2 separate regions of the Homo sapiens genome follow, and region 1 is linked to region 2. Evidence: read pairs that join two places in POLR2A ChIA-PET (ENCODE). Cell type or tissue: IMR-90. All regions are shown on one strand. Links, peaks and the distances in the headings refer to the core of each region. The heading gives the core; the rest is flanking DNA.

Region 1 (5,383 bases), core at 75-5,074, 350 kb before region 2:
AGACTAAAGAATTTTAATCTGAAGGAAACTTACTTAAAGACCATCTAGTCTAATCCTCTAATTTTGTTTTTTTGGAACCTAGGTCCCGGGATGGTAAAATTGCTTGCCTTAATTTTCTGAAAATTCTATTCCAGTGCTTTTCCTGTCTTAAAATCTTGCATCAAAAGTTGACATCAAGATATACTTTGGGTTCAGTGGTTCTGTGATCCCAATGTCTGTTTCCTGGGGCTTTTAAACTGATGATAGCAATAATTAAATTATAAAAAACTGTAATGTGTATGCACAAAAACATGCATGACAAGCATCACCTGTTCTTATTAAGTTTATAAGTGAATGACCCAGATCAATAATTTGGATGAACACATAGAAGAATATAAACTTTTGTAAAAAGCACACACACACACAAAGAATATAGAAGGATACACACACACACACACACACACACACACACACACATATATATACACGAGAAACCTGTTAGATGTTAAAGACAAATTCAAAATTTGTGATTTTATTGCTTCAGTTACCAAGCAATTTTTTTAGAAATTACACTTATATCCCTTTCTTCTTGTATTCAATATAAATCTAAAACCACATTTGATGTGCTTTAAAACCAATAGGTTCTTTCCACTAAACAAGCTGATTCCTAAGAAAGTGTAAAATAAAGAAGTCAAAAATAGTTTTCTTACTTGTAAAGCTTTCTAAGGAAAAAGGTTTAAAGAGAATCTTGAAAACCCCTGGCTAAAGTATATTTCAGATATTATCAACGATATTTTCTTATCTATTTGTCAATGTTTTCCATTTGCTGATTTGATTGAATTCCTGCCCATTCATCTTCTCATGGGAAAACAAAAATTAAAACCAGCTTTACATAAAGAATTGTGTGTGTTTGTGAGTGTGTGTGTGTTGGTCCCCATCTTTATTACCCTTTCTCTGGTAACGGGTTCCAGAGTAGTATTCAGATCACATTAGAAACCTCATTCTCCTTTCCTGCTATCTATTCCCAAATTTTAAATGCATACTACTTTGGGCCATCATCAGTGAATGGTGGAAAGAGTACAAGCTTTAAAATCCAACAGACCTTTGAAACCAGCCTTCCCCAACTATTAGCAGAATAAAATAAATTTTCATTTTCTCTTGTAAAATACATGTATAATGTCATAGGATAATTGGACAATTAATGAGATAATACATATAAAACATCTAGTGCAATGCATAAAAGATAATACCCCGAAAAATGGCAATATCATGATCATCTTCAGCAATAACTGACAACAGCTGCAATATTTAAAACAATGAAAATTTAAAGAGGAAGAAAACAAAATTCCATCTTTAAGGGACTTTCAAGCCAAATGAAGAGGCCCAATCTACTCATCTGGAGATGAGTGGCAGTGGAAGAAGAAAGAGCCACCCACCAAGTAAAGGGGATAGGAGAAAAGAGAAGAGTTCGAGAGGAAGGGGTGGTCACAGTTGGAGAAACTCCCTGGAGCAACCAGAACTTGAATTGTGAACTAAATTGCAAGTCAGGCTTGAATATACACGGGGGAGCAGGAGGGTCATTCCAGGCAGAGATGTAGCTGTGGCATAAGCTAGAAGATGCGTCTTGTGGGTCTGGGTGAAGCAGGGCAAGTCTTCATGTAGGAACCATGATGGGCAACTAAGTACAATTCAGACTGGGCAAGGCTTGAATGTCAAGCTAAGAAGTTCAAGCTTATCCTTCAGTGGCTGAGGAAGCATTGAACATTTCTCAGCAGGCAGCAATATATACACAGTGGTCGCTGAGGAAGAGTCAGTGGCAGGAAAATTTGAAGGTAGGGTGAAAGGAGAGGTGCTGAAGGTATGGAGACCACAGTTTTAACCTACATGGTGGGCTGGATCCATGTGCTATTTCACTCTGGTTAAATACGCTACACTGGAAATGAAAGGGCGTACATAGTATACAAAGCAAATGCTTACTCTTTGTCCACCGAATCAGAGAAAAAAGTGGCAAAGTGACGGTGCAGACCTTCTTAGGGTTACACAGACAGGGAGGAAGGCACAGCCCAGAGAAGTAGGCTAGGGAGAAGTAGGGGCCAGGAGGCCAAGCCTTTAGCAAGGTTTGAATCTGTGGTCAATCTCAAAGGATTAAAAGGCCGGTAAGCAGGATTATAAACAGGGATTAAGGTCCTGGTAATGGACAAGGCAGGTTGAGGCTTCAGCAGGGATCAGAGCCTAGCTAAAGAAAAGCCTAGGCCAAGAATGGGAAGGCCATAAGAACATATCATAAGAAAGTCTATCTCTATCTGATCCAGCAAAAAGAAAACTTAGATTGTATATTAAGTTATTCAGGTCTTTCCTTATAATGATGATGATTCTTCTAAGTATAAAAGGCAAGGGTCAATCAAGGTAGGTAGGTAGGTTCTCATCTCCTACACAGCTGTATCTTCAGTTTTAGAAGATTCATCTCTTCCACTTCCTGCTGCAGCCACTGTGTACCCCGAATGGCTTAAGGGCTTGGCGCCTCTGTGTATGAAGCCTGAGTTCTGACTCATAAGTCTTAAAAAGATATCTAAGGCTGACTCCTCCATCCTGGGCTACAGCTGCAAAGAAGACAGACACATCCCTTGCTTTTGCAGAGCTTACATTCTAGTGCACAAGTGGGGAAAAGGACAGATTACTTTAAAAATCAGGCAAACAAATGAAAGATAATGTCAGAGATAAAGAGATTTAAAAAGGCAAGACTATAAACGTGATGCTGGAGAGTACGGGGACAGAGCTGGGAAAGGCTATTTTGGATTGTGTCATCAAGAAGGTGAAAGCTGAGCAGAGGGGAAAAGGAGTTCTAGGGACAAACAGCAAGAAGGAGCTTGTATTTCTGGAAAAGAAAGAAATCAGCGTTCAAAGAAATTACTATGGAGGGTGATACAATATGAGCACCAATTACATGCCAGGCACTGTGTGTGGCACTTGGCATTCATTATATCCGTCATCCTCCAAACAAGCCGTCAAGTTATTACTGTTTATACTTGATAGAAGAACACAAATAGGTTCATAAAAGCTAAATAAGCTGCCCAAGGTGAACAGTTAACAAATGGTCACACCAGAGTCCAGGTAAGCTTTGGGCCAGAAGCTTGGAAAATGGCTGGATAAAAAGACAGAGAGCAGGAGCCCAGGCCTGCTGGGTAGATGATGAGCCCTGCATTAAGGGACAGGAGCAAGAGCAGAAGAAATGTATAAGCCTGTGTGATGCTATAGGGCATTCGCAAACAGGACCTGGTGGACTAGACATGGTGAGGGATTAGCCTATAAACCTGAGTGTGTTGCTAACACTTAGAGGAATGGAGAGCTCTAAAGGGGGTCTGGGCTTTAGCGAAAGACACTGAACTTGGGTTTTAATGTGTTGACCTGATGGGATCTAGGTAGACAGGGAACAGCTGGGTAAAGAAGTCCCGACAGGTGGGTAAAAATATGAAACTGAAATTCAGAAGAAAGGCTGGCCCTTAAGATGTGGATCAGGAGTACCTCGGCCATATGGTCGATCAGCAGCATTTCTGTGTTTTCCTGTAAGGGATAGTAGTATCCATGTTGGCTTCAAAAGCATACTAATCTTTCTCCAACCTTCAGGAAACATGCAAGAATTCTCTCTGCCACCATCAACATGACTAGCTCCAGAAATAGACAGACAGGCAGGCACACAAACACACACACACACACACACACACACACACACACATACACACGGTGAATTTAGTTTTAAGTTAATGGCCCTACTACACAGACATACAACAAAATGACATGTTATTTAGATTCAAATGCTCAGAGTTAAAATGCTATGAAATCATATGGGCTTTGATTTTTTAATGTTATTCAATTGATGTCATTAAAACAGAGGAATTAGTCTTGTAATTATTCCCTGATGAGTTCTGCTGTCTGTCTGAAAAAAAGAAAAAGCACTCATTTCTGTCCCCAAACCAACTTATTTGGAGGAAAATTAGATGGGTTAAAGACAGCAAAAACCAAGTTTCAACATGCATGTGGGGAGAGGAAGAAAATGCATGTCAATAATACAGAATGCCCTGCCAGTCAATCTGAGCCGTGCCTTCCATTCAGATTGTGTAGTCTGGCTGATGCAGCAGTGAGGATGGATCTTTTCTCTCCTGTTTTAGTGTGCTAGCCATTCTTAGCACCCTAACACTTCATTAACATGCTAATGTGTGACAATTATTTTGTGCAAGTACCACCATATCTATTTTTTTAAAGTCACTATCAACCACAGCCAGAATGCAGGACATAATTGCTGAAAAATGAACCAAAATACTAACTCACGCCATTATTAATGAGAAAACAAAAAGCTGCTCAAGAGATTTTTTTCCCCCTTTCTGTCTTATGGCTCTGGCAGGTCAATCATTCTTTGTGTGATCATCACTGAAAAAAGAATCTGATTTGTCTGGAAGCATAAGCAAACCTTAACATTAACTCTACCAAGAGAAAGAAAGGCAGAGTTAGACAGTTCTCTCACTGTCTAACTCTGTAATCTTGAGCGAATCATTCCTTATAAGATAATAATAAAAAAAAAAACTAGTCCCTCACTGATGACTAGTTTTCTTATTTATACAGGTTGAGTACCCCTTATCTGAAATGCTTGGGAACAGAAGTGTTCCAGATTTGGGATATTTTTAGATTTCAGAATATTTGCATTACCGGTTAAGCATCCCTAATGTAAAAATCCAAAATCCGAAATGCTCCAACGATCATTTCCTTTGAACTTTAGGTCAGCATTTAAAGAGTTTCAGGTTTTGGAGCATTTCAGATTTCAGGTTTTAGAATCAGGGATTCTAACATTATCTGACATTATCTTTAAGATCTCTTCTAACATAAATATCTGCAATCAAAGGATATTACTACTTTAACAACGGCTAAACCCTCAATTTTTATTTTAAAATCATTTTATGGATTGTGTATATTATTTGTCTTCATCTTTGATTGGCTTCAAGTATCAGAAAGAACACCTGTACCTCTATGGAGAATCATTGAACTCTAATAAGGTACATGAAAGATGCTGAGATAAATGGAGAGACAGTAAAAGCTCCTAGATGGAATAACTTACCAAAAATATGTTAGTTCTTCAATTTTCATTTATAAATTCAATAACATTCAAATCAAAATTCAGTTGTAGTTGAGGAACTGATTCGATTGTATTTATTTCAAAATTTATATATGGCCAGACACGGTAGCTCACGCCTGTAACCCCAGCACTTTGGGAGGCCAAGACAGGCAGATTACTTGAGGTCAGGACTTCAAGAACAGCCCAGCCAATACAGCGAAACCCCGTCTCTACTAAAAATACAAAAATTAGCCAGGCATAGTGGTGCGCGCCTGTAGTCCCAGCTACTCGGGAAGCTGA
Region 2 (5,383 bases), core at 79-5,078:
ATATTTTATTGCTACAAACTGCTAATGATCATCTGAGCCTTCAGCAAGTCATATTCTTTTTGCTGGTGGAAGGTCTGGCCTCCATGTGGATGGCTGCTGACTGATCAGGGTAGTGATTGCTGAAGGTCGAGGTGGCTATGGCAATTTCTTAAAATAAGACAATAGGCCAGGCGAGGTGGCTCATGCCTGTAATCCCAGCACTTTGGGAGGCCAAGACGGGTGGATCACGAGGTCAGGAGTTCAAGACCAGCCTGACCAACAGGGCGAAACCCCGTCTCTACTCAGGAGGCTGAGGCAGAGAATTGCTTGAACCCGGGAGGTGGAGGTTGTAGTGAGCCAAGATCACACCACTGCACTCCAGCCTGGACAACAGGGAGAGACTGTCTCAAAGAAAAAGAAAAGACAATAAAGTTTGCCATATTGATTGACCCGTCCTTTCACAAAGATTTCTCTCTAGCATGTGAACATTTTACTCACAGTAGAACTTCTTTCAAAATTAGAGTCAATCCTCTCAAATCCCACAGCTGTTTATCAACGCAGTTTATGTACTACTCTAAATAGCTTGTTTTGTCATTTCAACAATGTTCACGGCACCTTCACCAGGAGTAGATTCTCTTTCAAGCAACCACTTTCTTTGCTCATCTACAAGCAAGTCCTCATTCATTCACGGTTAATCATGGGATTGCAGCAATTGAGACACATCTTCAGGCTCCAGTTCTAATTCTAGTTCTCTTGCTAGTTCTATCCAATCTGTAGTAGGTTCCTCCATTGAAATCTTTTTTTTTTTTCTTTTTGAGACGGAGTCTCGCCCTGGCACCCAGGCTGGAGTACAATGGCGCAATCTCGACTCACTGCAACCTCTGCCTCCTAGGTTCAAACGATTCTCCTGCCTCAGCCTCCTGAGTAGCTGGGATTACAGGTGCCCGCTGCCACATCCAGCTAATATTTGTATTTTTTGTAGAGACAGGATTTCATCATGTTGGCCAGGCTGGTCTCCTGACCTTGTGATCCACCGGCCTTGGCCTCCCAAAGTGCTGGGATTATAGGCATGAGCCACCGCCTGGCCCCTCCATTGAAATCTTAACCCCTCAAAGCCATCCTAGAAGGCTGGAATCAACTTCTTCCAAACTCCTATTCATGTTGCCATTTTAAGCTTCTCCTATGAATTGCAAATGTTCTTAATGGCATCTAGAATGGTAAATCTTTTCCAGAAGGTTTTCAATTTACTTTGCCCAGATCCATAAGAGGAATCTCTATCTATGGCAGCTATAGCGTTATAAAATGTATTTCTTAAATAATAAGACTTGAAAGTCAAAATTACTCCTTGATCGACCTGGTGTGGCGGCTCACGCCTGTAATCCCAGCATTGTGGGAGGCCGAGGGGGGTGGATCACGAGGTCAGGAGATTGAGACCATCCTGGCTAACACGGTGAAACCCTGTCTCTACTAAAAATACAAAAAATTAGCTGGGCGCGGTGATGGGTGCCTGTAGTCCCAGCTACTGGGGAGGCTGAGGCAGGAGAATGGAGTGAACCCGGGAGGCGGAGCTTGCACTGAGCCGAGATAGCACCACTGCAGTCCAGCCTGGGCAAAAGAGGGAGACTCTGTCTAAAAAAAAAAAAAAAAAAATTACTCCTTGATCCATAGGCTGCAGAATTGATATTGTATTAGCAGGTATGAAAACAATATTAATCTCCTTGTACATCACCATCAGAGCTCTTGGGTGACAAGGTGTGTTGCCAGTGAGCAGTGATATTTTGAAAGGAATCTTTTTTTCTGAGTAGTAGTTCTCAACAGTGGACTTAAAATGTTCAGTAAATCATGCTGTAAACAAATGTGCTATCATCCAGGTTTTGTTATACCATTTATGCAGCAAAGGCAGAATAGGTTTAGCATAATTCTTAAGGGCCCTAGGATTCTTAGATTGGTAAATGAGAATGAGGTTCAACTTAAATGCTCCATTAGCCTCTAACAAAAAAGCCTGTCCTTTGAAGCCAGGAATTGACTTCTCTTCTCTAGTTAGGAAAGTTCTACATGGCATCGTTTTCCAATAGAAGGCTGTTTGATCTATGTTGAAAATCTGTTTGTTTAGTGCAGCCACTTTCATCACTGATCTTAGCTAGATTTTTTGATAACTTGCTGCAGCTTCTCCATCAGCACTTGCTGCTTCACTTTGCACTTCTATGTTACGGAGACAGCTTCCTTCCTTAAACCTCATGAACCAGTCTCTGCTAGCTTCAAACTTTCTTCTGCAGCTTCCTCACCTCTCTGGGCCATCACAGACTTGAAGAGAGTTAGAGCTGTGCTCTAGTTTAGGTTTTGGCTTAAGGAGTTATTGTGGCTGGTTTGATCTACTATCCAGACCACTGCAACTTTCTCCATATCAGCAATAAAGCTGTTTGGCTTTCTTATCATTCATGTGTTCACTAGAGTAGCATTTTTAATTTCCTTCCAGACCTTTCCTTTGCATTCCCAACTTGGCTATTTGATACAAGAGACCTAGCTTTTATACTATCTCTGTTTTTAATGTGCCTTCATCACTAAACTCAATCATTTCTAGCTTTTGACTTAAAGTGAGAGATATGGTGAAACCCTGTCTCTACTAAAAACACAAAAATTAGCCAGGCATGGTGGTGCGTGCCTGTAATCCCAGCTATTCCGGAGGCTGAGGCAGGAGAATTGCTTGAACTTGGGAGGCAGAGGTGCCGGTGAACTGAGATGGTGATACTGCACTCCAGCCTGGGCAACAGAGCGAGACTCCATCTCAAAAAAGAAAAAGAAAGAAAGAGTGAGAGAGAGAGAGAGAGAGAAAGAGAGAGAGAAAGAGAGAGAGAGAGAAAGAAAGAAAGAAAGAGAAAGAAAGAAAGAGAAAGAAAGAAAAAGAAAGAAAGAGAAAGAAAGAAAAGGGAGAGAGGGACAGAGGGAGGGAGGGAATGTAATCAGTAAACATAAATCTATCCACCCAAAAAGGGCATCAAAGCCAACTTTATAGTGAGTTTTTACTAAATTAAAAAAAAAAAAAAGGCCAGGCTCAGTGGCTCATGCTGGTAATCCCAGCTACTTGGGAAGCTGAGGCAGGAGGATTGCTTGAGGCCAGAAGTTCAAGGCTGGAGTTAGCTATGATCCCACCATTACACACCAGCCTGAATGATAGGGCGAAACCCTGTCAAAAAAAGGAAAAGATGGCCGGGCGTGGTGGCTCATGTCTGTAATCCCAGCACTTTGGGAGGCCAAGGCAGGTGGATCACAAGGTCAGGAATTCGAGATGAGCCTGGCCAATATGGTGAAACCTCATCTCTACTAAAAATACAAAAACTAGCCGGGTGTAGTGGCGGGCGCCTGTAGTCCCAGCTACTCAGGAGGCTGAGGCAGGAGAATCGCTTGAACCCGGGAGGCTGATGTTGCAGTGAGCCGAGATCGCATCACTGCACTCCAGCCTGGGTGACAGAGCAGGACTCTGTCTCAAAAAAAAGAAAAAAGAAAAGAAAAGAAAAGAAAAAAGGAGGCCAGGCATGGTGGCTCATGCCTGTAATCCCAGCACTTTTGGGAGGCCGAGGCAGGCAGATCACGGGGTTAGGAGATTGAGACCATCCTGGCTAACATGGTGAAACCCCGTCTCTACTAAAAATACAAAAACAAAATTAGCCGGGCGTGGTGGCGGGCACCTGTAGTCCCAACTACTCGGGAGGCTGAGGCAGGAGAATGGCGTGAACCCGAGAGGCAGAGCTTGCAGTGAGCCGAGATCACGCCACTGCACTCCAGCCTGGGCGACAGTGGGAGACTCCTTCTCAAAAAAAAAAAAAAAGAAGAAAGAAAAAGAAAAAAGGAAAAGACAAACAGCTCTAATACCAAAGTTGATAAAGGACAACGTAAACAAGAAAAATTATAGTTTAATCTCACTTATTAACATATATTCAAAAACCCTGTGAAATATGGAAAACTTAATTTATCACCATATTTTAAAAAGTAATAAATCATGCAGAGGTATGATATACCCTAAGGATACCTGTACCATTAAAAAAAAGATTACAGTTATTTAACAAAACAACAAGTAAAGAGGAATGACAATCAGATCTTCGTAGTGATTTCAGAAAAACATTTACTAAAATTCTACACCTGAGGTGGGCGGATCACGAGGTCAAGAGATCGAAACCATCCTGGCCAACATGGTGAAACCCCGTCTCTACTAAAAATACAAAAATTAGCTGGGCATGGTGGTGCATGCCTGCAGACCCAGCTACTCAGGAGGCTGAGGCAGGAGAATCGCTGGAACCTGGGAGGTGGAGGTTGCAGTGAGCTGAGATCGCGCCACTGACTCCAGCCTAGCAACCAAGCAAGACTCCGTCTCAAAAAATAAAAATAAAATAAAATAAAATAAAATTCTAGACCCATTCGTGATAAAAACAATTTAGCAAATTAGGAATGAATTGGTTCTTCCTTAATATAAGTTTTAAACAAACAAAAAACCCACAAAAACTATAGCTAACATCATGGTGAAATACTGGACACTTCTTGATTGTCAGAAAAAAAGATAAGATATTGATTTCACAATTTCTTTTCAACATTGTACTGGAAGTTCTGCACTGAACGTTGAAGAAAGAAAAATAAATCGGGGGGCATGGAATGTCATCTTGGCATCCACTACTGTTAATATAGGAGGATGAGTGGTTTTACGGAAGGAACTGTCTTTGTTTAGGAAATTCTCTTGCTAAGTTACTAGTGGGGAAGCGAGGGCTCAGGCCAATGCAACGAGAAAAGGTAGTTCAACAGCTCTCTGCTGGAAAGAAAGAGCATTTGGGCCTGAGAAGATGAGACTGAAGGGAGTGGAGAGGACGGGCTCTATTGCTTGAGGCCAAAGCCCAGATTTAGAAAGTGTCAAAGGATCTTGGGGTCAGGTGTTCTTAACATTCCATTTAAAGTTATTTGTATTTCCATGAATAAGTCTCTTTGCTGTCACCAAAATCTTTAGTAAAGGCTTCTACACATGGTAACTTCTGGGAGTGATCTTTTTGGTGGAGCTTACAAAAAAAAATGAATGCATTTCCTATCTTGCTGGACATGATGCAGAAGAGGGAAAAATATAAAAATGGACAGTCTCAATCCTAAAATAACTCAACAAAAAAAAAAGGAGAGGAGCTCAGAGCTAGAGATGACCATGATAACCTAAGTGCCCTGATAAGTCACAAAAATGTGGCACATTATAGTAGCAAAAGATACAGAATAGCAGTTCAAGTAAATTTATGGAGATATTGCCAGGCGTGGTGGTTCACGCCAGTAATCCCAGCGCTTTGGGAGGCCGAGGCTGGCAGATCATGAGGTCAGGAGTTTGAGACTAGCCTGGCCAATATGGTCAAACCTTATCTCTAGTAAAAATACAAAAAAA

What was found. Peaks named below come from ENCODE experiments on the same cell type or tissue, not always from the same donor. Only the 100,000 strongest peaks of a DNase experiment are listed, where the experiment ranks them.
Region 1: POLR2A ChIA-PET joins it to region 2 with 8 read pairs; 3 of 35 experiments call an interaction of 5 or more read pairs at or near these places.

The regions. Positions count from the first base shown.
Region 1 is chr6:21,989,497-21,994,879 of GRCh38, reverse strand. All of the region lies in intron 6 of CASC15 (cancer susceptibility 15), which reads right to left. Among named protein-coding and RNA genes, the nearest start is that of NBAT1, 160 kb to the left of the region's middle. In IMR-90, for the core only: no CTCF peak of the experiment used is centred there; a DNase peak (open chromatin) is centred at 2,539; H3K27ac peaks cover 146 bases.
Region 2 is chr6:21,638,761-21,644,143 of GRCh38, reverse strand. No RefSeq gene overlaps it. Among named protein-coding and RNA genes, the nearest start is that of CASC15, 25 kb to the left of the region's middle. In IMR-90, for the core only: no CTCF peak of the experiment used is centred there; no DNase peak of the experiment used is centred there.